2 separate regions of the Homo sapiens genome follow, and region 1 is linked to region 2. The links are chromatin contacts, found by Hi-C or POLR2A ChIA-PET in ENCODE. All regions are on one chromosome and are shown on one strand. The core of a region is the stretch at or near the end of the contact, and the rest is flanking DNA. Distances in the headings are between cores, read along the strand shown. Region 1 holds the start of LINC01560 (long intergenic non-protein coding RNA 1560). Region 2 has its middle 38 kb from the start of ARAF.

Region 1 (2,835 bases), core at 64-2,563, 41 kb after region 2:
ACAGTGTTTTCAATCAAGGCACAAAACCATTTTTGAAAGCTGGCCTCGTACTTGAGCCTTAAGGCAAGTTTCATCAAATTTCAAACTCAACGTTCTTGGGCCACAAGGCAAATGGGCTTAGAAATCACTAACACAGGGATTAACTTCTTGTTCGTTTGCGGAAATGCAAAATGGTGTTAAGACCTGTAACATTTTCTGCAGTCCCTCTAAATTCCTTCTTTGAATAATCGATTCCTAGAACAGGACGCGACGGACCAAGCTGGGTCAAACTGCCGACAGCTCCATTGGGCAGCATGTCCACCCCTGATGACCAAATCCCACCAAACGTGCAGCTGGCACTCGGCCGCCTTTGTTTCCTTCCCCTAGAATAAAACTCCGCTGCTTTCCCACGTTCCTGGAGCAGCAGCCGGAATAAAGCGCCCATGGCCTTGCCCTTTGAGTCTCGGAGGATGTTTGCCACTCCAACAATGGACTTTTAAATAATTCAGGGGTCAAAAGGCGTGTGTGGGGGGGGGAGAAAAGTTACAAATCAGCACTTGAAACCGAACACAAACAAAAATCAAACAAATCCGAACTAATATAACAAATCAAAACTTTGATCTTTAGAAGAAAACTTCAACCTTAATGCTTCCAGGAGGAAAGCAGAAAGGATAATGACTGAATTGTGAAAACGAGCCAAAATGTTCCACCACTGATGTCACACACACCTATGACTCCCTGCACAGATCCACGGTCCCGGGCGCTGAATCCCCGCAACCCTCTGCGCCCACAGAGGTTAAACTCTCGCTGCTGGCGACTTCCGCTTCCTGGCCTAAATCTGACACGCACGACTCCCCCCGCGGCAACTGCACAGGTTCGGTGACAGCCGAGACGCCGAGTGTTTCCCGCAGCCGGCCGGGGTCCAGGTCGGAAATGTAGCCAGTGGGGCCGCCAGGTGGGCTCCAGACGCGGTGGGCGCGGGGTCCCGGCCGCCGCGGGAGAGGGGTCGCCGCGTCCCACAGAGCAGTGCGGCGGCAGGGGCGGGGGCGGGTGCGTCTCGCGACCTGCTCCTGGGGGTGGGGGCTGGGCGATATTTAAAGAGGCGGAGGCTCCCCGGTAGGGACGGCCTGAGGCCGAGGGCACCCTGAGGGCGGAAGAGGCAAAGCGCCTCGCCCGCCGGGGCCTCGGAGGTGACTAACTCCTAGAGGCTGCGGCGGAGGGGAGAAGCCTGGTGGTACATTCCATGGCCCAGTGCCTCGGCCACTGGAAAATCCCACAGGGGTATATCGAGTAGGGGACCGCGGGCTCCGCGGCAGAAATGACCGCCCTTCCAAGATGGCGGCTCCCGTAGAGACACTCCCAAGGAGACAGCCATGTTCCTTGCCTGAGAGTCACTGAAGGAAATTGGAAAGCCCGCCTCTCCTTCGACGCACACGCGCACGCGCACGCACGCACCGGCGCGGTGTAAGGGCACCCACCAGGTGTAATTGTGGGCGAGCGGCCGCTTCGGAGCTGACACTAAGCATGTGCAGATCAAGTCCAGAAGCGCCGGGGTTCCTCGAAGCAGTTTTCAGGACTTAAGGCTCTGGGAGTGAGTTTAACAGACGGACTTAGGGCCACTTAAGCATTGAGATAAATATGGAGATGTTATGACATGGATCAAGCATTAAGATAATTATGGGGATGTTATGACATGGATTTTGTACTCGAAGATGCTCAGTAGGATGAGTAAGGAGGCTTCTCTGGGGTCATTTATAGGGAGGTGCAGAATGAGTGATTGGGGTTTGTGGGTGAGTGATGGGTCACTAGAGAAAGTTGATGGGTAGCCTGTGGGATGAGTGTTGGGGACACCGGAGTGAATAATAAGGGGGTCTGTGGGGTGAGTGATACAGGGTCTCTAGGGTGAGTGATAAGGTATATGTGAGATGAGTGATGAGAAGTCCGTGGGGGTAAGAAAGGGCTGTGCGGGGTGACTACTGGAGGTCTGTGAGGTGTGGGATGGGGTTTATTGGGTGATTGACCAAGGTTCCTGCTGGGTGAGTGATGCGTTTCTTTGGGACTAGTGATGGGGGGCTGTGGAATCAGATATGCAGCTTCCTGGGGTCAGTGATAGGTGGTCTTTAGGTCTGAGATGAGGTTATTTCAAAACCTACTTTTGACTTTGTTGGTCCTCCTGTATCTTTGTTTCTCTGTCATTAATATCTGCCCTTAACTTCGTTATTTCTTTTCTGTTTTTTAATTTTGTTCTCATTTTTAAAGTCCTGAATTTAATGCTTATCTTACTATCCAGTCATTTTATTTTATAATATAAACATTCAGTTTATAAATTTTTCTCTAAGAACACTTTAGCTCCGTGTCACATGTTTTGTTGTGGTTGCTGCTGTTCGGTTTTATTTTGTTTTGAGACAGGGTCTCACTCTGTCGCCCAGAGATGGAGTGCAGTGGCACGATCATGGCTCACTGCAGCCTCAACCTCCTGTGCTCAGTCGATCCTCCCAACTTAGCCTCCCAAGTAGCTGGAACTATAGGCATGTGCTGCCACACCCACTAATTTTTTATTTTGTGTAGACACGGGGTCTCACTATGTTGCCCAGGCTGATTTTTGTTTTAAAGATACAAGAATCTCTCTCTGTTGCCTAGGCTGGAGTGCAGTGAAACCATCATGGCTCATTGCAGCCTCAACCTCCTAGGCTCAAGTGACCCTCCCACCTCAGCCTCCCAAGTTGCTAGGACTACAGGCAGGCTTGCCCAGCTAATTTTTAAATTTTTTGTAGAGATTGGGGTCTTGCTATGTTGCCCAGGCTGGTCTTGAACTCCTTGGCCTCAAGCAATCCTCAAGTAGTCCTCCCACCTCAT
Region 2 (2,870 bases), core at 124-2,623:
ATTGCTGGAACCCGGGAGGTGGAGGTTGCAGTGAGCCGAGATCGCACCACTGCACTCCAGCCTGGGTGACAGAGCAAGACTCCGTCTAAAAAATAAAATAAAATAAGAAGAATAAATGGAAAATGTGTGTGGATCCTGAGACTTTGTGAAGTTCAGTCATGTGTCCAAGATCTGAGATCTAAGCTTTGTGAATGAATCAGTAGAAACCCCTCGGCTCCAGTGTTGGCAGGTCTCCTCCTCCATGCAGCCCTCCCAGGGAACTGGCTCTGCTTGGGAAGTCTGTGGGGTCCCTGGGGCAGCAGCTGGGTGAGTCCTGGAATCAATCCTCATGTCTGGCTGCCGAGGGGCATCTCCTTCCTTAAAATCATTTGCGGGAGGCTTGGGTCGGGCCGTCCAGTCCTTCCTTAGTCTGGGACTGCAGGAGAAATGGTGGGGACCAAGCACACAGAGGCAGGTAGAGGTGTGGTAAGTGGCGATTCTGGGTGAGACAGGATGCTAATTGGATCCCACTTGGGGTGACTTGATAACGGGTTTGTGCAGGGTCACTGAGGACCCTCCTGGCTCCACGAGGATTCACTCAGCCTGGTGGTTGGACTAAGAGAAGGCCCTGTGGCCAGGAGCCCGGTTGGGTTTTGAGGTTATTCTGAAGAGGGGGTGCTGGGTGAGTTGGGGTATTGATGCCCGGCAGCCCAAGCAAAGGGTTCGAAGGACGCGGGGAGGTGGCTGCCTCCCGTCCCCCACAGGCTCCTCTGCCGCCTCCTGAACAGTTTTCCTGCCACGTCGAGGTGCCATGCTCGGGCATTCCCGGGGTCCTGGGCCAGGAAATGGCAGGTCCCTGGATCAGGAGGCCCGAGAGCTCTGGTCCTCGAGTCCCACTTCCTCTGCCCGCAGAGGGGACTGGAGGGGCGCGATTGTGCGCCACCCCGATTGCACCCAGATTCGGTCGTTTCCAGAACCTCTTCCCAGGAGCACGGGGAGCGGGAGAGCGGGAACCCCAAAGAGGAGCTCTGGGTCCGGCGAGTCCGGGTGGCGACTCGAGCTGAGCCCCCTCTCCCGCCGCAGCGCTGGGAGGGGCTCCGTCGCCAGCCGTGCCCTCTCGTCCTGCTCACTCACCCGGGCCTAACGACAGCAGCTGGCTCTGCGAGGGGTTCCCCGGGTTGGGGCCCCTAAATTAACACGCGGAGGGCCAGGGGGAGGCAGGGGAAGGGGGGCGGGGCAAAAGCTGCAGGGAAGCAAAACGGAGGAGGAGGTGCAGACAGGAGCGAGGAACGGCGGGCAGCGGGCTCGGCCCAGCTTCACGATGCGAACGGGAGGGGGCGCCAGAGACCGCCAGAGGCCAAGGTCCAGCGCTACTGCGGCACAGGCGCCGCCGCGTAGTCCGCAGTCAGAGGGCGGGGCCCGCCTTCGCAGCCACGGTCACGGTCGTGTTCACCCAGGCTCCGCAACCACCCGCAGAGCTCACGACGTGAAGGAGCAGCCCTCCTCCTTTCCTCTTCCCTCACCTCCTCCATCTTCTCCATCCTCCTCTTCTTTTGATAGATTGATGGATCAGAGATGGATGTGTGTGTGCGCGTACGCGTGTAAAGATACTTATCAAAGCATTATCCTTAAAAAAGGAAACATCTGAAGCCACAGGGAATATGAAATTAAAGAAACTCAGGTAGACAGTCTCTTTAAAAATATTATGGAACCATTTGAAAAATTGTTTATCAATACTATGTAACATCATGGGAAATTATTTTCATGTACTATTAAAGCAAAAAAGGCAGGATACACACACAGAAATCTCCATGTAAAAATGTGAACTATACACAGAACAGGAATGATCATCAAAACTCCCTCCAAGTACGAACAATGGTTTTCTGCAGGTGTGGTAATGCCTTTGTAGAATGTGCATAAATTCATATTAAAATAAATGGAAGCCTTTCCTTTTTATAGATAAAGGGAAGCCAGGTACATCCCAGGCTGTGGCCAGGCAGGAAAAGGAGCTGGGCAGGGCTTGAGGAGGGCACCGGGGCTCCTTGGTAAGGCGATGTCCAGATGTCACCCAGGCCTGTGGGTCGGTCCTACATATCTGTGCACCCCTTCCCCTAATACCCAGATATCCCTTTTCCTTAACAATCCCCACCCTGATATACACCACAGACCTAAACTCTTAGTCCATATGCCTCTGGAAATAAACTCCTGTCAACATTTGTCTGTTCAAAACAGTTAAGAATCTCTCAATTGATCTAATGAATTGAAGAAATCTATCCCCACGTTAGAAACATGCACATGTTGGCCCTGATTTAATTTCCCAGTAACTACAATTCCCCAGTAACTACATATGCATATGTACCGGACAAACAAGGCAGCTTTCCATTCCCAACTCCTCTTCCCTGGCTGATGGTTCTCAGGAGAATCTAGGCATCTGAGCCCTAGCCCCAGCACCCTAATGGAGAGTGCAGGGCACCTGGATAGTGGAGGCAGGCCTAGAAGCTTTTGGTGTAAAAGATGAAATTGAAATAAAAAGACCCACAGGTAACCATGTGTCAAGCACACATCTGGTACCCAATACATCTTTATGGAATAAAATAGACATTAAAATGCTACAGGTATAAGTTAAAATATTGGCAAACTGACTAGCAAGGTTTAGAAATCCACATTTAAGACTGGTCTAGTGGTGATAAATTCCGTCAGCTTTTTCTTGTCAGGGAAAAACTTTAATTTCTCCTTCATTTTTGAAGGATAGCTTTGCTTAAGACACAGGCAGAAAAATATTTCATGACTTCACTTATATGTAGAATATTTTTAAAAGAGCTCAGGCTGGGTACAGTGGCTCACACCTGTAATCCCCACACCTTGGGAGGCCAAGGCAAGAAGATCACTTG

What was found. A loop is a pair of places that touch in the nucleus more often than their neighbours do. ChIA-PET counts read pairs that join two places held with the same protein, here RNA polymerase II (POLR2A). Pooled maps may share reads with other maps.
Region 1: a loop to region 2 is called in a map of naive thymus-derived CD4-positive, alpha-beta T cell, with 9 times the contacts of the local background. The contact joins the promoter of LINC01560 here to the enhancer-like site in region 2. A Hi-C loop is called at or near these places in 26 of 168 maps with a recorded cell type or tissue (B cell, CD14-positive monocyte, CD4-positive, alpha-beta T cell and 21 more), 32 of 37 single-sample maps with no recorded cell type and 34 of 50 pooled maps. POLR2A ChIA-PET finds 5 or more read pairs at or near these places in 17 of 52 experiments (A549, AG04449, B cell and 12 more).

What each region holds. Positions count from the first base shown.
Region 1 is chrX:47,481,194-47,484,028 of GRCh38, reverse strand. It overlaps LINC01560 (long intergenic non-protein coding RNA 1560), which reads right to left and starts at 1,313. Exons shown (of 1, transcript NR_126059.1): 1 at 1-1,313. ZNF41 (zinc finger protein 41) reads left to right here and starts at 807. Exons shown (of 5, transcript NM_001324144.2): 1 at 807-934. RefSeq lists a silencer at 793-1,082 and an enhancer at 1,073-1,372.
Region 2 is chrX:47,522,019-47,524,888 of GRCh38, reverse strand. No RefSeq gene overlaps it. Among named protein-coding and RNA genes, the nearest start is that of ARAF, 38 kb to the left of the region's middle. RefSeq lists silencers at 1,052-1,101, 1,162-1,231. Within about 2 kb of position 1,373, at least 4 of the 41 ENCODE cell types and tissues checked have a DNase peak (open chromatin) inside an H3K27ac peak, as active enhancers do; they include GM12878, where a contact is called at or near this core.